2 separate regions of the Homo sapiens genome follow, and region 1 is linked to region 2. The links are chromatin loops, found by intact Hi-C in ENCODE. Cell type or tissue: dorsolateral prefrontal cortex. All regions are shown on one strand. Each heading gives the region's core, and the rest is flanking DNA. Links, peaks and the distances in the headings are about the cores only. Region 1 overlaps PDE2A (phosphodiesterase 2A). Region 2 has its middle 48 kb from the start of CLPB.

Region 1 (8,000 bases), core at 1-8,000, 160 kb before region 2:
TGGGGATGAGCCTTGCATCTTATACTGAGTTTGGATGTTGCCTTGGAGGCCATGGGGAGCCCAGTGAAGATTATGAGCAGAGGGTGAACATGGTCAGAGTGAACCTGCCCTGGCTTTGGGGGGTCCTGGGCTACATAGTAGCTGCTTATCCTTGGTGCAAAGAGCACTGGGTTTGGAGTCTATAGGCCAGGGTTCACATTCCTATAGTAACCAGCTGTGCCATCTCAGGTAAGCATCTACATTTCTCTGAGCCTCACTTTCCTTATTTGTAAAATGGGGCTAATGCCGTGCCTCCTGAGGCTGTTGGATCTGGCCTGGGTGAGGAAATGCTTTGCCAGCACAAGGCCCTACCAATGAGAGGTGTCATTTTTATTAGGAACAAGGCAGGGCTGGTTCCTAGACAGGGCCTGAGGTTGAGTGGGCCCAGGACCCAGGCTGACAGCTGAGTCACCTTTTCCAGGCCAAGTGGCCTCTAAGGTGGGAAGACAAAAAGAGTTGGCTAGAGGGGCTGGGCTATGCATTCCTAAGCTGGAGCTGGGAGGAAAGCTGGGGCTGGGACTGGGCTTCCTGGTGTCCGAGATGGGCAGAGGGTGCAGACACCGGGATAGTAGGACCCTCAGCCACTGCATTCTTGGGGACAAAAGAGGAGCTGGGAAATCTGATTTCCTTACCTGGCTTTGCTCAAGAAGCAAGGAATGTATTTAAGGCACAGACTGGAGTGAGATGGCCTGGGTTTGAATTTTGACTACTTACAAGCTATGTGACTGTGGGCAGTTTACTTTGTGCCTGAGTTTTCCTTATCTGTGAAGTGTGACTAATAATAGATCCCACCCTATAACATTGTTGAGAAGATGAAATGTGAGGCACACAGTATGTGCTCAATAAATGCGAAAGCCTCCCAGCCCCAGATGTATACACTCGGCCAGTAGGGGCCAGCCCTGGCCCTCACCTCCATGGGACAGAGGTCAGCCAGGGAGGAGATGCATCTACTCCAGGGTTCTCTGACCTGGCAGCAAATTAGAATCACCGGGGGACATTCACAAACATCTGGGATGGGGGTTCCAGATATCAGTATTTAAAATGCTCCCAGGCAATTCTAACATGAGTCAGGGTGAGAACCCAGAACAGGATCACAGATTGTGCAGTTGGAGTGAGGTAGGGATCTGCGTGTGAGTGGAGGAGTCCTTGGAGTGGGGTCACTCCTAGCTATAAGAGCTCGGCAAGGCCTTTAAATGTGCCAACTCAAGGAGCCTTGGTTGCCCCCTCAGGAAGGGTGCTGGTTGGGGAATTTCAAGGATTGTGTGAGAGGGTTTTTCTGAAAGGGCTCTGCACTCTACCAAGCACTGGAAGAAAGCAGTGCACTTGTTTATTGAGTCTAGTGTAATAACATTTCACAGATGGGGAAATAGAGGCCTAGAGAGGTGCTGTGGCCTGCTCAGAATCCCACAGCAAGTCTATGGCACAGTTAGGACTCAAACCCTCTGAGGAATGCTTGGATCTGAAAGGTTGACACAGAAAGACTCTTTGAGCTGAGGGACACATAGAGCACACACCAGGGACCCCAGTCATTGAGCTGTAGTTTGAGAGATTCAAGTAAGACTGAAGAAATAACTTCTTGGCTGGGTGCAGTGGCTCACACCTGTAATCCCAACACTTTGGGAGGCTGAGGTGGGTGGATCATGAGGTCAAGAGATCGAGACCATCCTGGCCAACATGGCGAAATCCCATCTGTACTAAAAATATAAAAATTAGCTGGGCATGGTGGTGCATGCCTGTAGTCCCATCTACTCGGGAGGCTGAGGCAGGAGAATTGCTTGAACCCGGGAGGCGGAGGTTGCAGTGAGCTGAGATCGCGCCACTGCGCTCCAGCCTGGTGACAGAGCGAGACTCCGTCTCAAAAAAATAAAATAAAATAAAATAAAATAAAATAAAATAAAATAAAATAAATAAAATAACTTCTCAAGAGGTGAGTGCCATGGAGGTGGTGCCTGGAGTTGGGAGCCCAAGAGATGGTGGCGGTGCCAGGCCAGGGTCGGCTGTTGACCATGGTCTGAGGTGGCCTCCCCTGAAGAACAAGTAACTCTGGCCAGTGGCTGTAACAGATACCTCCCGGGCACCTGTATCTCACCCAGCCTTGTCCAGAGCCCAGGACTGAGCCAGTGACACATGCTCAGAATTTACCAAGAGACTTGTGCACTGAGCTCAGACTCAGACCTAGTCCTTCCAACAGCCCTTACATGGGTCATCCCCTTTTACGGAAGAGAAAACTGAGGCCAAAAATAGGAAGGGAGGCCCTGTGGGGGCCAGAACCTTTACACATCTTAGCCCAGGTAATTTTTTCTACAGTGTTAATAAGTAGGATGAATTGCCCCTGTTTGGAAGATTCAGTAAAATACATTGACTTGGCCCAGATCACTTACTCTACACCTCTCCTAAGTCCCCAGATGTGACTCCCAGGAAAGACACAAAAAAGGGCTACCCAGAGGGATAAGGTAGTAACCAGGGAAGCCCTCCCAGAGGAGGTGGGCCTTCAAATGGCCCCTAAATGACAGGCAGGAGGGAAGGATCTGGGAGGGTATTGGGGGTGGGGTGGCATGGGCAAAGGCCTGGAGGTGAGAGTCAGTCAGTCATTGATGTGAGAAGAGCAAGAAGTAGAAATGTAAGGAATGGTGGGGAGGGGAGTCAGAGCTGGATGACCAAGCAAGGGTTCAGCTGTAGAGGGTCTGGCCCGCCAGGCTCAGGGCTCGGGCTTTATTGTGCTGGTGGTAGGGAGCCACTGAGGGTGAGTGGGGGAGAGCATGCCAGAGCATGCCTCAGAAAGAAAGGTGGGAGAAACGCTGGCATGGAGGGCTGCCCCCTGAGTTGGTGGGGTGGCCGGGCTCTGCCAAGGCTATGTGCCAGCTGCCTGGACTGTGTCCAGGAATGGGCACAATGACTCAACATTGAGAAAATCACTCCCCAGGGAGAAAGGGCCCTGATGAATCACCCAGCTGAGGTGGGGAGGCTGGGAGGCTGGGAGGCTGGGAGGCTGGGAGCTCACTGAGTCACCGTCCAAGAGTTGGTGAGGAGGGGAGCTGCAGAGAGAGGGGCCGGCAGTGCAGTTGACGGGGGGATTCAGGTCAGACCACATTGAGGGCTGTCGGGGGACTCTACCTTCCCGCCATTCCCGGGTTTGGTCCTCCTGGCCGTCCTGTGAGGGAGATGAGAAAACTGAGGCCCAGGAAGTGGGGGGAGGGGATCCGAGCAAGGTCATGCGGCAAGTCGCTGGCAAAGGCCTAGCGAGACCCAAGCGCACCCTCCAGTCCAGACACGTCCTGCCGCCCCAACCGCTTTCATGCCAAGCAGAGGCCTAAGAACCGGGTCGGTCCGGGCAGGGAGCTGACCCCGGTGACCCGCTGAATCCCCGGACGCGGCCCCTCCGGGCAGCCGGCAACTGAGGCCGGATTGCGCCGCCGCGATGGGACGGCAGGGGGCGCAGGAGCGTCGCGGCTGCCGCAGGCTCCTGAACCCAGAAGCCGCTCTGCGGAGAAACGCGCTCCCGGAGCGCGGGTCCCACCGCGGAACTGCGGACCGTGTGGCCCTGGGGCCTGCACCCTCTCCGGCTCCGGGGACGGCGACAGAGACCTGCCCACCCAGGCCTGGGGGCCCCAGTCAGTGGCGGCCGCCGTGTGTGCGCTCGGTGTCTGTGCGCACGTGTCTCCCTCGCAGATGGGCGACTGCTCCAGGGCCTGTCCGTCTCACAGCGACCTCCAACATTCTCCCGACTTCCCCCTGCCTCCTAGGCTGAGGGAGAGGAGCAAGCCCGAGGCTCCTGCGGTGTCCGCGGCCCCTGCCCCCCTTCCCCTTCCCTCCCCACCCCACCCCACTGCGCCGGTCTCTGCCTGGGGCTCTGGCCGGGCCCCGGACCCCAGAGTGGTGGCGGGGAAACAGGGTGCGATCAGACAGGGTGGAGGCTCTGAGAGCGGCCCCTGCGAGATGCGAGAGAAGTGGCGACGGGGCGAGGGGCAGCGAGCGCAGGCTGACAGCAGGCCAGCTGGAAGGGCCGAGGGAACCCAGGGCGAGACAGAAGCGGGGTGACAGCGGCCGGGTGTCCGGTGGGGTCGGAGGATCCGACGGGCCGAGAGGTGCGGTCCGCGGTGGCGGGGACATAGGCGGGGCCGGGGCGGGCCGGGGGCGGGCGGGGGGCGGGCCGGGGCGGGGCCGGGGCGGACACTCGGGCGGACCAGGCGAAGCTGTCGCGGACGCGCTGACCGAGCGCAGCGGCCGGGCCGGCGGGCGGGCGGGCGGCTGCGAGCATGGTCCTGGTGCTGCACCACATCCTCATCGCTGTTGTCCAATTCCTCAGGCGGGGCCAGCAGGTCTTCCTCAAGCCGGACGAGCCGCCGCCGCCGCCGCAGCCATGCGCCGACAGCCTGCAGGTAGGGGGGCCCCCGCGCTGGGCACCAGGAGAACGGGGTGTCCGGCGAGCGCCGGGCCGGGTCTGCCCGCCCCCGAACCCTTCTCAGGGAGGAGACCCCTCCTCTAGTTCTGAATTCTACTCCTGTGCTGGGACGGCAGCGCAGACCAAGAGCCCTTGAAGCCCCAGCTCTCAGTCCACACGTCACCCCAGACTCTGAACTCCTTTCGGATCCGGGGCTCCACCCCAAGCACTGAGCTTCCAGTCCACGGTGGGACCGCAGTGCACACTGAGAGCTGTGCCCAAGCCTCGAATTCCCTTTCCTTAGATTAGTGGGGACCCTGCCCACGCCTCGGAACCTTCACCATATATGTGGGGCTCCCGGCACACCTGGAGCACCTGAACCCCCAGCTGTCATCCAGGACTCCACCTCAGAGCCGGCCTCACCCAAAGCCCCAAACCTCCATTCCAAGCCTCAACTGGACACCCGCTCAGATTCCCACCCAAACATCTGGACTTCAGTCCTCAGCCTGGAACCTACCCCAGAGTCCAAATCTCTCCTTCCATCAGGGCTTCACTGGCTTTCTCTGTGGGACCCACTCCCCGATCCCTTCCCTCCCTCCTGTGTTGGAGATCTCCGAGTCTTTCCTCGTGGGGGGCCCCTCCTCTTGTTCCTCTCCAGGTACAGTGGTCCCACTTTATTCTCTGGGCTTCTCCTCTGGTTTCTCTTCAAGTATTTCTGGGCTCTCTAATTTGGTCTGTTGCCCCATGTGCCCACCTCTCTTGGTCTATCTTGGTCTCTCTCCTGTTTCTCTAGGTCTCCATCTTCGTTTTGGGGTCTCTTTCTGCAGCCACCCCTTCCTCTTGTATCTACCTCTGCTTTGTGGTGAGGAGGGGGCAGGCTCAGAGAGCAGGGCTAGTGTCCCTGGGACACCCCCGCCCCCCATGTTCTCAGGCATGGCATGGTGTGGGCTCAGGTGGAAGGGCCTAAATGTGGAGTGTGCTGCCCTCAGGCGATGCCCAGGGATCTGAGGTGGTGGGGGGATGATGTGGTGGGCACTGGCTTTTGTAACTTATAAAGCCCCTCATCCCAGCTGCCCTGGTCTTGACGGGGGCGGCTAGGGCTTGAGATAGGGAAGAGTAAACTGCAATCTGGTGTCAACCTGCGGTGGGATGTGTCCAGGCTGGGTGGGTCTATAGTGTATGTGTTTGTGTGAGTGTTCCTGTCTGTGTGTAGCACGGGCTGGGTTGCATGTGTTGGGTGTGTCTTGTGTGTAATCATGTGTGTTGTGCCGTGTATGAATGTGTCATCGAGAGTGGGATTATTTGTGGGGAGATTATGGGAATTATGGGTCTATGGCATTGTGTGCTATGTGTGGCTGGGGAGGCAGTGTTGTGGCTGTGGAGTGGTAGCTGGGTGTGTGGCTGTTGTGTGTGTAGAGAACTTGTGTGTATGTGGCTGTATGTCTGTTATTGTACAGTGGAGTTGTTGTAGGGACAGCTTGCATACAGGATTCTATATGTAGTTGTGTGTGTTACTGGCTGTTGTGTGTGGCCAGGAAGGGCCACTGCAGGGGCCTGATGGTTTCCACTGGGTGTCTTGTCAGAGAGGAGTTGGGGCAGGGGGTGCCGTGTGTGCCAATGTGTTTGCAGCCTAGGTGGCTGGCTTAGAGTCACTATGGCACATCCTGGGATTGCTTGGGTAATATATCTATTAGGACCTGAGTGCTGGTGTTTGAATGTCATGTGTCTGTGTGGTGGCTGCTCCCGCGATTCTGGACAGGAAAGGGTTGCAGCCAGGGCTGAGGGGTCTGAGGTGAGGAGCCAGTTGACAAGTGTGTGAGTGTGTGAGTGTGTGTGTGTGCGTGCATGTACACGTGCATATGGGAATGGGGTGGGGTGGGAGGAGGCAGTGGGCCAGCAGCGCTGTCTATGCTGAGGGGCTGTGTGTGCCCACAAACGTGTGACATTAGGTGTGCACATTATCTATGCAGGTTGTGTCTGCATGTGTCTCTGTGTCTAGGTGGCGTGCGTATTGAATTTAATTGGATGCATACACCTGTGGCTGGGGAGGTGAGAGGTGTGTGAGGTGCGTGGTGGGAGACGGTGTGAGTGTGGTGTGAAGTGAGGGTGTGTGAGCTGGGTGACTTTTTGGTGTGACGTGTGAATTATGTGATCTTTTCTCCCCATGAGCTGTGTGTGCCTGTGGTGAGGAGTGAGTGGAGGATGGCCAGTGAGCTGGCGGTGTGTGTGTTGGGGGTGTTGAGGACTGTAGAATGTGCTGCGGTGGCAGTGTGTGCATGAGGTGTGTGTGAGGAATGAGGTCTGTAACATTTGGGGCGTGTGGAATATAGTGGGTGTCCCCATAAATGTCTGTGGAGTGACGCATGTGTGCAAAAGGGCTTGGCTGCCATCCTGTTCTTGCTCCCCTCCTGATCAGGTCCCTAGAGATGCCCTGGAATGTTCTCCATGCCCCCCCAACCCCAGCTGCCCCTACCCTTTGCCCTTCATCCTCCTTGCCTTGACCAAGCCCTTTGTTTTGGGTTTCCGGCGGAGCAGGCGCTGGACAGGCGGGCGGCAGGCAATGTCGTGGTCTGAGAACCTTTGTTCTCTTAGTTTGACTGGTGTTTGGGGCCTTGGTTTGGAGGAGGGTGTGGAGAGGATGCACGTGGCAGCAAGGTCACTGTGTTTACTACACCACTTCGTGCTCCGCAGAGGGGAGGCATACGGCGCAGGCAGTGAGGCCTGGGTGGTGTCTTTGGTGGCGCCTGTTGGTGTAAGAACAGCTTAGGCTGGGCTTGGAGTTTGCCAGCCATGCAGTCTTAGTCCATAGTGGCCCAGCGCCCTTCCTGGCTCATGTCAGCGGGGCTGAGCAGCCGAGCAGCCAAGCACTCACTTCTCCAAGTTCACCTGCCCTCGCCCCTTCTCTGTGTGGCTGCAGCCCCTGGAGACAACCAGGAAGACCTCGATTTAGTTCTATTTGTGTTCACTCCAGGTCAGATGGAGGAGAAAGAGTCCCCATCCTCACAGAGACACTTATCTGAAAGGAGAGAGCTGGTCACACCTTTGGGGACCCTCTAGACTGACGCAGTCTGTAGGGGGATCGAGGTCATACCTTCCAGAGAGAGCTGTGGGAAAACCCTACTGGGCTGCCTCCCAGCAGGTGCTTGAGAGAAGAAACATCCAAGGTTCCTTGAGATTGGAAGGCTTAGAGAAGTCTGAGTCAGTCAGGGAAGGGGCTGGGGTCGATGCCGCAGTGTCACATACCAGAAGGTTCTCTGAAATGAATAGGCTTGAACTGGACCTTGAAGGGGGTGTTGGGGTGGGCAGAGAAATGCAGCCTGGGGCTGAGGAAGGTTCTGGCCTGACTGGCAAAAGGGATCTTGCTGGCCATTCCCCAGGCAACACTGTCTGGCTTTGGGTAGCCATCCCTGGGCCTCCAGCCTTCTCAAGCTTTCACGGTACCTTTTTTATCCCATTGTCTCTGGCTGGAATTATCTTCATTGTCGTTGACATTGTCATCTTCATCATCTTTTAGGCAGTTATTTCCAAATTCCAGGGTCCTTTCACAAATGTCTCATTTAGCAGGTTAACTCATGCAATT
Region 2 (15,534 bases), core at 3,773-11,772:
TTGATTTACAGAAAAATTGAGCAGATAGTACAAAGAGTTCCCACACGTCCTCTGCACAAAAGTTGTCTTATTATGAACATCTTTGTTAGTATGATACATTTGCCACAATTAATGAACCAATATTGATACATGATTGTGAACTAAAGTCCATAGTTTATTCAGATTTCAGTAATTTTTACCTGATGACCTTTTCCTGTTTCAGGATCCCACCCAGAATATCACAATACATTTAGTTGTCATAGCTTCTTAGGCTCCTGTTGGCTGTGACAGTTTCTCAGACTGTCTTTGTTTTTTGATTATCTTGCGAGCATTGAAAAATACTGATCAGCCGTGTTGTAGGGTACCCCGTTCCTCTCAGTCTCTGGTAATTTTCTTTGCTCTGAGGTCATCTTTATCTGATATTAGTAGTTATTCCTACTTTCTTTTGATAAGTGTTTTCATGCTATCTCTTTTTCCCATCCTTTCATTTTCAACCTGCCTGTGTTTTATATTTGAAGTGAAGTTTTTGTAGGTAACATATAGTTAGGTCATGTTTCTTAATTTAGTCTGCCAATTTCTGTATTTTAATTGCTATATTTAAATCATTTACATTTTTGGTGAAATGTACTTATTTATTTTTAATAATATTTTTTTTATTTCCATAGGTTTTTGGGGAACAGGTGGTATTTGGTTACATGAACAAGTTCTTTAGTGGTGATTTGTGAGTTAAATCATTTACATTTAATGCATTTCTTGGTATGTTAAGGCTTCATTCTGCTATTTTGTTTCTTGTTTTCTATTTTTTCTCTCTGTTTTGTTTTTCCTGCTTTCCTGTGTGTTACTTGAACATTTTTTAGAGCTCTGTTTTTATTTGTCTGTAGTATTTTTACTGTATGTCTTTGTATGGCTTTTTAAGTTATTGCTGTAGATATTATACATATGTACATTATCACGGTCTACTAGGTTATCATTCACTAGTTTGAATGAAACTGGAAATCTTACCTCCCTTTAAATTCATTTAATCCCCCATTTATGATACAATTGTCTTAAAAATTTCCTTTCTCTGCATTTAGGACCGTATCAGGCAGTGTTACAATTTTCGCTGCAACTATCTAACACACTTTAGAAAATTCAAAAGGAGAATAAGTGTTTGTATTTATTTGCCCAAATTTTCCCATACCACATTTATTCTTCCATTTTGATGTTATACGATTTCCTCTTTTATTGTTTCCTTTACGTTTAGAGAACTTCTTTTAACTGTTCTTTTAGTGGTCTACGGGAAACAAATTCTCCTTTGCTTCCTTTATTTTCCTTTGTTCATAAATGTCTTGATTTCTACTTCATTCCTGAATGATATTTTCACTGGATATAAGATTCTAGGTCAACAGTTCTTTTCTTTCAGCACTTGAAAAAGGTTGTGCCATTTTCTTCTGGCCTCCATTGTTTCTGATGAGAAATTGGCAGTCATTTGAATTATTTTTGCCCTATATACAAGATGTTATTTCTCTCTTGCTGCTTTCAAGATTGTTTTTACTTTTTTTATTCATACACACACACACACACACATATATATTTTATATATATATTCTTTTTTAAATTGAGACAGGGTCTCGCTATGCTGCCCAGGCTGGTCTCAAACTCTTGGTCTCAAGCCGTCCTCCCACCTTGGCCTCCCTAAGTGCTGAGATTACAGGCATGAGCCACTGTACCTTGCAAGATTTTTTCTTTGTCTTCAGTTTTCAGAAATTTGGCTTTAATGTGCCATGATGTGGATTTCTTTAGATTTATCCTGTGTGGGTTTTTCTCAGCTTTTTAACTCTGTAGGTTTATGTCTCTTGCCAAATTCGGGGAATTTTCAGCCATTATGTCTTCAATACCATTTTAGCCTCACTCTCTTTCTCCTCTCCTGGGGCTGTATGACAGCAATGTTCCATCTTTTGCTAGGGTCTCACAGGTCTCTAAGGCCATGTTAATGTTTTTTTCAGTCTATTTTCTCACTGTTGTTACAATTGGGCAATTTTTGATGTTCTATTTTCCAGTTCACTGGTTTTTTTTCTGTCTCCTCTATTCTGTTGTTGAGTCTATCCACTGAGTGTTTTTATTTCAGTCATTGTACTTTTCCATTTTAAAATTTCCATTTGTTCCTTCCCCTTTTATCTGTCTGCTTAGACAGTCCATTTTTTCATTTGTTTCAAGTGTGTTCATAATTTCTCATTAAGTGATTTTTACAATACTGCTTTAAAATCTTTATCAGATAATTCTGACATTTCTGTCATCTTGCTGATGGCATCTATGCATTGTCCATTTTGATTAAGTTTAGGATCTTTCTGGTTTTTGGTTTGTGTCATGGACTAAATGTTTGAGTCCTACAAATTAACATGTTGAACCCCTAACCCCCAATGTGCTGGTATTTTAAAATGGGGCCTTTGGGAGATAATTAGGGTTAGATGTAGTCATGAGGATGGGCCCTTTGTCTGATGAGATTAGTGCCCTTATAACAAGAGACAGCAGAGAACTTGCTGTCTGTTTCCTCTTGTGAGCAGAGAGGAAAGGCCACATGAGGACCGAGTGAGAAGGCTGTCGTCTGAAAGCCAGGAAGACAGCCCTCACTAGGAACTGATTGGGCTGGCACCTTGATCTGGAGACTTTTCAGCCTCCAGAACTCTGAGAAATAAATAAATACCATCCAGTCTATAGTATTTTGTTACGGCTGCCTGAGCAGACTAACATAGTACAGCAAGTGGCTTTCTATTAAACCTGTACATTTTAGATATTATGTTATAAGAATCTGAATTGTATTTAAATTATCTGTTTTAGCTGTTTTTTAAATAACCACTCCAGCAGGGGATAACAGGGTGGCACCACCTGATTATTACCAGTCAGGGCTAGAAGTGCAAGTTCTCCACCCAGCCTCCATTGACACATAAGGAGAAGAGCTCCTCATGACTGCCAGGTATGACTCCCAACGTGGTCCTCACTGACACTGCAGTGGGGAGGGAAACTTGTTACTATCTAGCAGGGATGAGAGTCCCAGCTCCCTACTCAGTCTTCTCTGACATTACCCCGCAGGGGTTGGGGTGCTTCATTAGTGTCGAGTAGTGTAAATCTACACTCCCCACTTGGCCTTTGCAGACATGGGTGGTGGAGGAATCACAGTTTTTCTTTGGTGTTTGGCTAGAGTATAGCAGTTACTGTTTAGAAGTTTTCTGTCTTTCTGCGTTCTCCTTTCCTGGTCTTCTGGCTGGAAAGAGCAAGCCTTTGTTGGGCCTTTCCTTGTCTGTGCATGTTGGCATTTGCAAACTGCTCGCTTCTTCACTTCCAAGTCTGGGATATATGAGGCAGGAAGAAAATGTAGAGAACTCATTACTGTGTCACTCCTTCAGTCCCAAAGTCCCTATCTGGTCTCCCTTCTTCTGCACATCTTCCAAAGTCTAATGTTTATTTTACATATAATGTACAGGGACTTTAGCTGTACTTGGCAGGAAGAATAGGGAAAAGTACACCTATTTCATCTTCAGGGAAAAGGGAGTTCTATATACTGAGTTTTCAATTATAATTATTTTATGACTTTATGTCTAGAAAGTCTATTTTTCTCTTTTTCAAGTCTGCTTTGCAATTCTTTATAGTTTCTCATTTCCTACACATGCTTCTCAAGCATTTCTGTCGTTTATTTATACTTATGGAGCATGTTATTATATAAACTCTGATAATTCCATTACTGGATTTTTTGTCTTCTGAATCTCTCTGTTTTCATTTCTACTAGTCCTTGCCCATGATACCTTATTTCTTTGTGTGGTTAATTATGATTTACACTAAATTATTCACCTTTGAATTTTATTTCTAAGACTTTAAAAAGACTTTTTAGGCTGGGCGCAATGGCTCACGCTTGTAATCTCACCACTTTGGGAGGCCGAGGTGGGCAGATCACAAGGTCAGGAGATCGAGACCATCCTGGCTAACACAGTAAAACCCCGTCTGTACTAAAAATACAAAAAAAATTAGCTGGGCGTGGTGGCAGGCGCCTGTAGTCCGAGCTACTTGGGAAGCTGAGGCAGGAGAATGGCGTGAACCCGGGAGGCAGATCTCGCAGTGAGCCAAGATCGCACCACTGCACTCCAGGCTAGGCGACAGAGCGAGACTCCGCCTCAAAACAAAAAGGCTTTTTATTGAAATACAACTTACATCAGCAAAGTGTAGAAATCCTAAGGTTAATAACGTTTTACTTATGTGTGCACCTGTGGAACTATCACCCAGATCAAGATGCAGAACGTTGGCAAAGCCTGGTGACTCACGCCTGTAATCCCAGCACTTTGGGAGGCCAGGAGTTTGAGACCAGCCTGGCCAACATGGTGAAAACCCATTTCTACTAAAAATACAAAAATTAGCTGGGCATGTTGGTGTGTGCCTGTAGTCCCGGCTACTCAGGAGACTGAGGCAGGAGAATTGCTTGAACCCGGGAGGCAGAGGTTGCAGTGAGCCGAGATTGCACCATTGCACTCCAGCCTGGGCAAAAAGGGCAAAACTCCATCACCCTCCACCAAAAAAATACAGAACATTTCTGGCACCCCAAAAGACATCCTTGTGCCTCCTACTAATCAGTACCCACTCCAACAGTAACTGCTATTCTGATCTCTACCACCATATATTAGTTTATCCTATTTTAAAATGTCATATAAATGGAATCACATAATATACACTTTTTGTATGTCTGGCTTCTTTCATTTAACATTGTCTTTGAGATTCATCCATATTTTTCATGTATCATGTTAGTAGTTCACTATTCTCATTGCTGTTTAATTTTTCACATGTATGCTATATTTATATATATTCCTACTGATGTCGTGAATATTACATATGATATTTCATACATATTATTTAAATATCTAGTATGATTCCTTTGTCAGATATATGTACTGCAAATATTTGCTCCCAGTCTATGAGTTGCCTTTTCGCTTTTTTTTTTTTTTTTTGAAACAGACTCACTGTTTCCCAGGCTGGAGTGCAGTGGTATGATCTCAGCTCACTGCAACATCCACCTCCTGGATTCAAGCAATTCTCCCACCTCAGCCTCCCGAGTAGCTGGGATTACAGGCATGCACCACATGCCTGGCTAATTTTTGTGTTTTTAATAGAGATGGGGTATCTCCATGTTGGCCAGGGTGGTCTCGAACTCTTGACCTTAGGTGATCTACCCACCTTAGCCTCCCAAAGTGCTAGGATTACAGGCGTGAGCCACCATACCTGGCCCCTTTTTGCTCTCTTAATGGTGTCTTTTGGTGAACAGAAGTTCTTAATTTTGGTAAAATCCAATTTATCAATCTTATGTTCTGTCTAGGAACTCTTTTCCACCCATATTCTCCTAGAGGCTTGATTGCTTTATTTTAGCTTCCACATTTAAGTCTACGATCCATTCTAAATTAATTTCTGGTAGTTGCGAGGAAGGAGTCAAGGTTCAATTTTTCAGCTTAGTTATCCCATCAACCCATTTATTTAAATAACTGATAAATTGGAATGGAACCTTTGTCATGAATCCCACACATAAATATATGTGTGGGTCTGTTTCTGGGCTCTCTGTTCTATTCTTTAGGTGGTTTTTTCTCTTTTTTTTTGTTCCCAGAGGAGCAATAAAGAGTTGCATAAAGAAAAAGTGGATGAAGTCCTCCCACCCTCTTCTCTTTGAAGTAACCACGTTACCACTCTGAGAGGCATTTAGCTTTCCTCCATGCTCTTACAAACATATGTAATCATACACAGTGTGCATTTACAAAGAAGTTTTTAACCACATGGGGAGATGCTTTCTTGTAAAACAACGAGAGTAGAATATAAATTTGTATGTATCGAATGTAAATTTCTATGTATCAAACTGTATAAGAGTAGTAATAAAAAATAGCACTTACCATGTGCCAGGTGCTTTACTAAGTGCTTTACGTATATTAACTCATTTAATTCTCACAGCAGCCTGAAAAGATAGGGACAATTTTGCTCCCATTTTACAGATGATGAAATAGAGACACAGAGAAGGTGGAACTTGCCCAGTGCCATACAACCAATATGGTGGAGCTAGGATTCAAACCCAGCCTGTCTGGCTCCAGAACCCATATTCTTAACCAGAATTGGTTAGAATAAGACACGTGGAAACATTAGTTGCACTTACCTCTATGAATTATGATTTTTATTATTTATCCCTTGCTCACTGCCCTTCACCCTTCTGACCATTAGGGCCAAGTTCTTTCCCAGCCTCAAAGCCTTTTCATTTCTAGTATAGACAGTTCCTCCATGACTCACTGCTCAATCAACTGCTATTCAATTTTGAACTCTCAGCCTAAATTCCCCTTTCCCATGAAGTTCGACCTGACTTCCTACACAAGTATGGCTTCCCTGAAACTATTTCACAACTTCCTGTCCCGTGCTTTTCCTTTCTAGCAGTCAGCACAATTGTACATAACAACTTCTGGAATGAGTTGTTTGAACAGCTGTCTTCCCTGAGCACCCCCTAACTGTGGGCTCTATGAAAGCAAGCTCTGGGTCTGTCTTGTTAATCTTTGGGTGCCCAGAGCCTTGTCTGAAACATGTAGATGCATGTGAGGGTTCCACTGTGGAGCAGATCAGCGAGAGATAGGCCAACAGGAGGCATGGCTTGGGGAGCCTTCTCAATGTGTTCTAATACGGGTGCAGAGGGAGGTGCTGGAATCAGACACATAGCCCTGAGTTAAAATACTGACTCAGCAAGCTGTGCAAACCTGGACTATAACACTCATGTTCTGAGATCTACTTCCTCTCATATAATATGGGGTTAAAAATATCACTTCGTGGCCGGGCGTGATGGCTCACTCCTGTAATCCCACCACTTTGGGAGGCTAAGGCAGGTGGATCACGAGGTCAAAAGATCGAGACCATCCTGGCTCACATGGCGAAACCCCATCTCTACTAAAAATACAAAAAATTAGCCGGGCGTGGTGGCTGCGCCTGTAGTCCCAGCTACTCGGGAGGCTGAGGCAGGAGAATCGCTAGAACCAGGGAGGCGGAGGTTGCAGTGAACCGAGACCACGCCACTGCACTCCAGCCTGGTGACAGAGTGAGACTCAGTCTCAAAAAAACAAACAAACAAAAAAAAACCCCTCATATCTACAAGAGTACATGGCACACAGTAGATGTCCAATAGTTAAATGAATTTATTGAACGTTTTTGAAAGAATTAAATATGATTTTTTTCCAGTTTCTTAACTTCTCTGTACCTCTGTTTTCTTATCTGTGAAATGAGATAATAAATAAATGAACTTGCCTGTTTCTTTTTTTTTTTTTTGAAAGGGAGTCTCGTTCTGTCACCCAGGCTGGGGGTGCAGTGGCGCAATCTTGGCTCACTGCAAGCTCTGCCTCCCGGGTTCACGCCATTCTCCTGCCTCAGCCTCCCGAGTAGCTGGGACTACAGGCACCTGCCACCACGCCCGGCTAATTTTTTTGTATTTTTAGTAGAGATGGGGTTTCACTATGTTAGCCAGGATGGTCTCGATCTCCTGACCTCGTGATCCGCCCGCCTCACCCTCCCAAAGTGCTGGGATTACGGGCATGAGCCACAGCGCCCGGCAAAATATGCCTTGCCTATTTCTTAGGATTGTTGTGAGAATTCAAGAATATAATCCACGCAAAGCACAGAACCCAGGGTCTAGCATGGAGGAAATGTTCAATAACGGTTAACTATGCTTCTTATTATTATGGGTAAAGCACCTTCTGGAGTGCCCAGTGCACAGTAGGCACTCTGTAGATAGATGGTGCCAAATGTTACTGACTTAGCCTGGGTGGTGTCATGTCCGGCTGCTTCTAGGGCAATGCAGGGTCCTGGCTCTGAGCGCGCCTCTTGGTTCCAGGTTTGGTGCTGTACTGACACCACCCAGTGGCCAGCATGGGCTACTGTAATCCCAGCCTTGGCTAATACCTTGCTCCAGGGTTACTCTTCCAAACCTGGACTCCGTCCAAACCTTAAGAAGAGCCTTGTGCATTCCCTTGGAAAACTGGGAACACTGGCGACAGAGAAGAGGAAATGGATTTGAAAGATAATTCAAGAATGTGGATTCAACAGACTTTGTGATCAATTATATATCCAGTGGGGAAGGAAGATGGATTTGTCTAAAATAGTGGTTCTTAAGTAGGGGTGATTTTGCCAAAAAGGGGACATCTGGCAATGTCTGGAGACATTTTTGGTTGTCACAACTTGGAAGGAGGAATGCTATTGCAGTCTAGTGGGGATAGACCAAGGATGCTGCCAAATATCCTACAATGCACATGACAGCCCCTCGATAAAGAATAATCCAGTCCCACTGGGCACAGTGGCTCACGCCTATAATCCCAGCTCTTAGGGAGGCAGAGGCGGGAGGATAGCTTGAGCCCAGGAGTTCAAGACCTGCCTGAACAATATAGTGAGACCCTGTTCTCCACAAAAAGGAAAAAAAAAAAAGAATTATCTAATCCAAAATGCCAAAGTGCCAAGGTCAAAATAACCTGGTCTAGACAGTCTAACCTGGGCATTCACTGCATCAAGAAAAGCTGTGAAAAACCTGTCACATGAGCTATCACTACTGTGTCCAGTTCAAGGATCAGGTAGGTCTGAGGACAATCCTAGCCAGGAGCTAGCACAGCCTATGGAATTCTCTCAAGTCAAGGAAGGGGAAACATTATTACAGATCATTTATTTCTTCAACTTACAACATTTATGATCACAATACATATATTTAAACTATTGCTGACAGTGTACGTGGTTATTAATCACACTGAAGGACTTAAACACAGAATACAAGTCATGTTAACTAGAAATTCTCAAAGTAGGCCTGGCGCAGTGGCTCACACCTGTAACCCCAGCACTTTGGGAGGCCAAGGCAGGAAGACTCCTTGAGCCCAGGAGGTCGAGACCAGCCTGGGCAGCATAGAGACCCTATCTCCAAAAAAAAAATTTTTTTAATTAGCCAGGCATGTTGGCACACACCTGTAGTCCACCTACTCAAAAGGCTGAGGCGAGAGGATCACCTGAGCCCAGGAGGTCAAAGATGCTGTGAACCATGTTTGTGCCACTGCTATCCAGCCTGGGTGACAGAATAAGACTCTGTCACAAAAAAAAAAAAAAAGGAGGGGGGCAGGATGCAGTGGCTTACACCTGTAATCCCAGCACTTTGGGAGGCCGAGGTGGGTGGATCATGAGGTTAGGAGATCGAGACCATCCTGGCTAACACGGTGAAACCCCGTCTCTACTAAAAAATACAAAAAAATTAGGCAGGCATGGTGGCGGGTGCCTGTAGTCTCAGCTACTTGGGAGGCTGATGCAGGAGAATGGCCTGCACCCGGGAGGCGGAGCTTGCAGTGAGCCAGATCGTGCCACTGCACTCTAGCCTGGGCGACAGAGCGAGACTCCATCTCAAAAAAAAAAAAAAAAAAAAAAAATCTCGAAATAGGTCACACAATCTTAGAATTCAATTAGGAGATCCTTTGGATTTCCTTGCAGAAAAAAAGCAGTAACTGTGAACCAAGGAAAAGATTCCACTTCTCGTGCTTCCTAGTATTTGCTATAACAAACTTGGGAAGCAGTCAGATCCTTACCCTTCCTTTAATATCTGCTCTACGCTATAGAAAATGTGCAGTCAGAAAGCAGGTTAAGGGCTCCACTTAGTGGGAAGCAACAAGACCAGGAGATCAGGCAGGAGAACCAGGAGCACAAGGCCTTCTCTTGTGTCTGTGAAGGGAAGAAATGTCTCAGAACATGGACATATGAGACCTTTCCAGCTCCACCCTTCTGACAATAAACCAGGCCTGGCCTGGTGGCTCACACCTGTAATCACAGCACTTTGGGAAGCCAAGGAAGGGGAATTACTTGAGGTCAGGAGTTCAAGACCAGCCTAGGCAACATAGTGAAACCCTGTCTCTATAATAATAATAATAAAAAAATCAAAAACAAACCAGACAGAGGGACTTTCGGGCCCACTCCTCTACATTCTCATATGAAATCCACTCTCACCACCGGGAATTCCTGTGACACTCCAAAGATTCCAAGGATATTATCTTTTAGTTCCTTTCCTCTCCACTGGAAATTCCAACCCAAGAAAGTCTCAAACTGCTGCAGCTGTCAAGCCTGATGAACAACTCAGTTCCTCCACCTGTAGGCCTTTGTGCTTAGGGCTGCAAGTCCTCAGCTCTGAATGACCTTGGCACCCCGGGTGCTGCTCCTTATGTGAGAAAGACCTTTCCTATCTGGGCCTGGCGGTCCTCTGGCCATTAGGGGAACCCTCTGTGCTTGTCTTTCTCCACCCCTGAAAGTATCTCTGGCTCTGGAAACGCTATTTTTTGTGACATTCTCCACCCAACATGGCTTTGCAAAATATGTGTTCTACTCACAGGTTGACTGGTGTACTTACTCTTGGTGAAGCTACCAGGATCTGGTGGGAATCATTTGCTCCAGATGTGAGGTGGCATCTTTCCTCTGCTGGCCTATTTACCTGACCATCCTGTTTCCAGTAAGGCCCGATAGGAATTTTGCAAGCCTACAAAAGTTCCTTTCGAAAGCTCAAAGTTCCCCTGGAATCACACCTTAAGTTTTTGTTTTTCTGTGTATGGAATGCTCCTATATTTTCCAGAGAAATTTTAGAACAAACTTCCATGGACGTATTCTACAATCTAATCAGAACTTGAAATTACTCCACCTTTGAAATCTCAAGGCCCATCAATCTGTTTTCTGACCACCCCTCTCAGTCTGCCCAGCTTCCACTCTCTACCTCCTAGAGCACCTCATAGAGAGCACCAGTTCCCAAGCCTGCCTCCATCACCATGGCCACCTGCTGAGTTCAGGCACCCTCATCTCTTGCCCCAATTTCTGCAGCAGCCACAGCCTTCTGCCCGGAACCAGGTCTGCCCATTCTCCTGGCCCTCTGATGTGTCCCCCAACGTGGCAGTAGTTTTCATAACTCGTTCTGCCTGGTGCCCAACAGATCCTTCTGGCCTTTCTGCATAGCAGAGGTTGGGAGCTTTACTGGACTGCTAAATTGCCTCATGGCTCTGTGCCGGTGCCCTGCTCCCTATTCCAGGACATCAGCAGACCCAGACTCACTTGAACTGAGAAGCAGTAGAAATTACTGGCTTTATTTTTTCAAAGTTAACATTATTATTGTTTTTAAGGGTGACATTCTGAAACACCTTAGAGCTTGGAATCAGCACTTCATCTTCACGTGGGCCAAAAGCATATCTCTAATAGAAACTTCTAAGAAGGTTCTGATGACAAGGACTGAGGCTTTCTATTAAAATATGGTGTGTATGAGTAGCTATTTGTTGAGGGAAAAAAATACAAGGAAAATTGGCCAAAATTGCATTGCCTCTCCCATGGTAATGAAACTTGGTGCAACAGCCTCTATAAATGATGTAACACTGCCCTGTAGTGAGAAGTTGAAGAGCTCTTGTCAAATAATAAGAGAAAGCTTTAAACTGAAAGTTTTGTAAAATTTGGAGGAATTCTCTTACAGTCCTGCTAATAACCCTGGCACTGTATACCCAGTACAGGCCACTAGAGCTGTTCTGTGGAAATCGTTGAATTGTTTATTTTGGTTTGGTTTGTTTGTTTCCCCTCTGCCCTTTCACATTCAGTTTTAAATTTTTTGTTTGCTTTCAGTTTCTCTCTCTCTTTTTTGTTTTTTTAATTTGAGACAGGGTCTTGCTCTGTTGCCCAGGCTGGAGTGCAGTGGTGTGATCTCAGCTCACTGCAGCCTCAACCTCCCGGGCTCAATCAATCCTCCTGCCTCAGTGTCCCATGTAGCTGAGACCACAGGCGTGCCACCACGCCCAGCTAATTTTTGTATTTTTGGTAGCAACGGGTTTTGCCATGTTGCCCAGGCTGGTCTTAAATCCGGAGCTCAAAGGATCCACCCACTTCAGCCTCTCAAAGTGCTGGGATTACAGGTGTGAGCCACCGTGCCTGGCTGAAAAATTGTGATTCTTATTTATAATCCACCATCTCTAACAGACCCTCATCATAGCTCCACTCCAGGGTCTTCTTGTTTTATAAAATATGAAGGAGTAGCTGTCAGTAGGATGAGGGTCCAGAGGTAGTAAATATTACCTGTACTATTAGCCACCAAATTGGAGTCAAAAGGTGATCTGTCATGTCTAAAATTGATGTCATCTAGTAGTTGAACAAAGACTTCACATAAGACCGTGAAAGTGAGGCCTGAGCACTAACTTCATTGTTGTTGCCTTATTTCTGTGCTAACGACCATCAACCACCAGTGTAGGGTCCAGAACTCCAGACTTGCATTTACGTCTGCATCCTGGACACCTTCCATCTTAGGTAAGTTCCAACAGAAAATTTCTCAATGGTGCGTGTTTTCCATTTCTTCCAGCATGGAGCTATTTTTATTAAACGATGGAATGTTATTATCATCTTTAAGTCTGCAGTCCTATATTCCACCGCCGTCTGACCTAATTCTGCCAGAATCTGGAGCACGGCAGAACCTGAGAATGGTCGACAGGGCCAGCAGGATAAGAGTGAGTATCTGTAGTAAGCCTCTTTGCTGTCTTTGAGTTCTCCTTGATCTGACTCCATTTTTAAATTTTTATTTTGTTATTTTTAGAGTCGGGGTCTTGCTCTGTCACCCAGACTGGAGTGCAGTGGTCCGATCATGGTTCACGGTAGCCTTGAACTCCTGGGCTCAAGCAATCCTCCCACCTCAGACTTCTGAGTAGCTGGAACTACAGGCACGCACCATCAAGCCTGGCTAAGTGGCTGGAATTTTTTTTTAAGAGAGATTTAAGCGAGGTGGGGTTTTGCTATGTTGCCCAAACTGGCCTCAATCTCCGGGCCTCAAGCAACCCGCCCTCCTTCAGCCTCTTCAGTTATTGGAATTAGAGGCGTGAGCCACCAAGCCCAGCTGTGACTCCATTTTTGAACTTCTTTTATTTGAGAAGTCTTCGTCATTTCAGAGAGTGATCATAAACTGAGCCTGTCCACTCCCCTGATACCTTTCCCATGTAACCCATAAAAAGGTTGAGTTTTCTGCTTTTATCCCTAGGCTAGACTAACCTTTCAAGGTCCTTCCCCAGACCAAAGGTTAGAAAAGAATTCCAACTTCTCACATTTCATGTTAAACCACATGTCCCTAGATTGTCAAGTCATACTTAAAATAAAATAACTGGGCCAGGTATGGTGGTCCATGCCTGTAATTTTAGCACTTTGGGAGGCTGAAGCAGGAGGATAGCTTGAGGCCAGGAGTTTGAGACCAGCCTGGGCAAGATGGCAAGACGCAGTCTCCACACACACAAAAAAAAGTTTAAAATAAAATAATTGATATACTGAAGATGACTAAAAATTAGAGTTTCTCCTTAATGTTTCTAGGAATTATGTTGTTCTAAAACATCCAGTAATTCACTTTCCCCTTAATAATTAGAATTAGTTATCCCAGCCGATAGAGTAACCCACATCTCTGCCTATTGGCTCAGCGGCATGAGGAAAACAAAATGGCAACTGAGCAGTCTTAGCTTCCAACTTAACGAGTCTGCAACTATGTTCCCTATTGGAAGCATTTTCTCCCTTAGCAACTAAGGCTTCTAAACCTGCAAGGAATAAGACAGTGGGGACAAGAAGCAAATATTCTTTAACTGGATTATTAGATGCATTCATGAGAGGGGCCTCTCTTACTCCACCCTCCTCCTTTCTATGCTTGTGTGTCCCTGCTGTAGAGAAAATAATGTCATATATTGGTTGCTGATGTAAAGAATGTACTGCTCTTCCATTTGTTAGGGTGCTGTATTTCTGCTGGCACCATAACTGACCTTCAGCAGGTCATTCTCTCAGTAACCATGACCTTCATAGGTGATTCTCTCAAGCCAGCTGTTTCTGGGTGATAACATATATCCTAAGGTTAACATAAATCTCATGGTATGAGCCTGTTGCCACACCTCTTCCACTATAAAATTAGCCTCTTGGTCAGATGTATGGGATACCATGTTGGTAAAGATGACATTCTTGGCTGGGTACAGTGGCTCCTGCCTGTAATCCCACGGCTGTGAGAGGCCTAGGCAGGAGGATTGCTTGAGGCAATCCACACGTGCTTTCCAGCTTTTCCAGCTTCAATGCTAGTCTCTACTCATTCTGACCACTAACCATGAAAAGAAAGGAGTTTGAACCAGCCTGGGCAACACAGCAAGATCCTGTCTCTATAAAAAATTTAAAAAGTTAGCCAGGCATTGTGGCATGTGCCTGTAGTCCCCGCTACTCTGGAGGCTAAGGTGGGAGAATATCTTGAGGCCAGGAGGGCTCATATTGGAAGCTACAGTGAGCTATGATTACAACATTTCACTCTAGCCTGGGTGATAGAGCAAAACCCTGTCTCAAAAAAAAAAAAAAAAAATGACATGGTTCTGGTAGAAGCATTAGGAACAAGGAAAAAAACTCTGGAAACATATCTATTCCCATGAGAGCACTTTCTGTCCTCAATGAAGGAAGGGTTCCTATTAAATCAGTTACCACCAGAGATTCCTGGCTAGTTTCTCTGGGGAATGGTGCCATACTGGGGACTCATCCTTGGCTTCTGCAGTTGGCAGCTGGGCACTCACTAGTGGTGGTAGCCAAATAAGCTTTGGTGAGAGGATATAGATGTTGTTAAGCTTGTGTGCAGCTTCCATCTCTTCCATCTTGACACTTTGTACCTGGTCCATTGAGCAACAACTGGAGGGGCTGGGGAAGGAGGCCAACTGACATCTGCACATCCAGTCATCTTGTCCACCTGATCACTGAGTGACTCATCTGCAGTGGATGACCTCTGTTGGGTATTTTTGTGGGACATGATTGCCTTCATACTCTATGCCCATTCCAAGAGGCCCATCTACGTATCTCTTCTCCAGGTCATCCATGTCATGAAGCCACAGAGGCCATAGGAGTGGGTGAAGGAGAGACACTAAACAATGGTGAATCATGCAGCCAATGGAAGGGGTTCAGTCAATGACTAAGTATGTCTATTTTAACTATATATGCAGGAACAAGGGAAATAACTAGATTCATTGGACCCACTGTCCAGTGATGGACTGAGGCCAAGAATCCATGTATCACATGACCTCCATAAGCCCTTGTTCCGACCAGAAGACCAGGTTGGCATTTTGTACCACCAATGATTAGTACACACTCAGAACCAGTGTATAATAGCTTCCAAAGGGTTTGGGTATTTTCTCTCCCAATGCACAGTCATTTTAGTAAGTGGCTGCAGGCCTTTCCAGGGGAGGCTTGGAGGAAAGTTTGTTTGTAATATATACTTACTGCCACATTGCAAGATCTTTCCTTAAAGGGACTGAGCCTTTCTCTCAATCAATGAGCAATAGGCCTGCGAACTGTCTTAGGTTTAATAATTGGGTATGAGGCAGTAAATTCCCACTGTGGTGACTTGAATCAGGTTTCTATTTTTCAATAATATAGATAAAGCCACATCTTGGTAGACTGTCTATCTGTTCATTTCTAAGAACCCTACCATCAATTAGTTGCTACTACTGATCTTCGAAGGTCAAAGCATTCTAATAGCCTTTCTGTCCCTGCAACCTA

Evidence for each region. Hi-C counts contacts between places; a loop is a spot of excess contacts. Peaks named below come from ENCODE experiments on the same cell type or tissue, not always from the same donor. Only the 100,000 strongest peaks of a DNase experiment are listed, where the experiment ranks them.
Region 1: a loop joins it to region 2, with 4 times the contacts of the local background. A loop is called at or near these places in 65 of 110 quality-filtered maps.

The regions. Positions count from the first base shown.
Region 1 is chr11:72,638,672-72,646,671 of GRCh38, reverse strand. PDE2A (phosphodiesterase 2A) reads left to right here. Exons shown (of 31, transcript NM_002599.5): 2 at 4,346-4,418. Among named protein-coding and RNA genes, the nearest start is that of PDE2A-AS1, 18 kb to the left of the region's middle. RefSeq lists enhancers at 3,069-3,658, 4,093-4,593 and a silencer at 3,435-3,774. In dorsolateral prefrontal cortex, for the core only: CTCF peaks have their summits at 3,264 and 3,466 (motif pointing right); DNase peaks (open chromatin) are centred at 2,914 and 3,467; H3K4me3 peaks cover 4,962 bases; H3K27ac peaks cover 5,939 bases.
Region 2 is chr11:72,474,771-72,490,304 of GRCh38, reverse strand. It overlaps the pseudogene ART2BP. Among named protein-coding and RNA genes, the nearest start is that of CLPB, 48 kb to the right of the region's middle. In dorsolateral prefrontal cortex, for the core only: CTCF peaks have their summits at 6,333, 7,675 and 7,874 (motif pointing left); a DNase peak (open chromatin) is centred at 7,844; H3K27ac peaks cover 351 bases.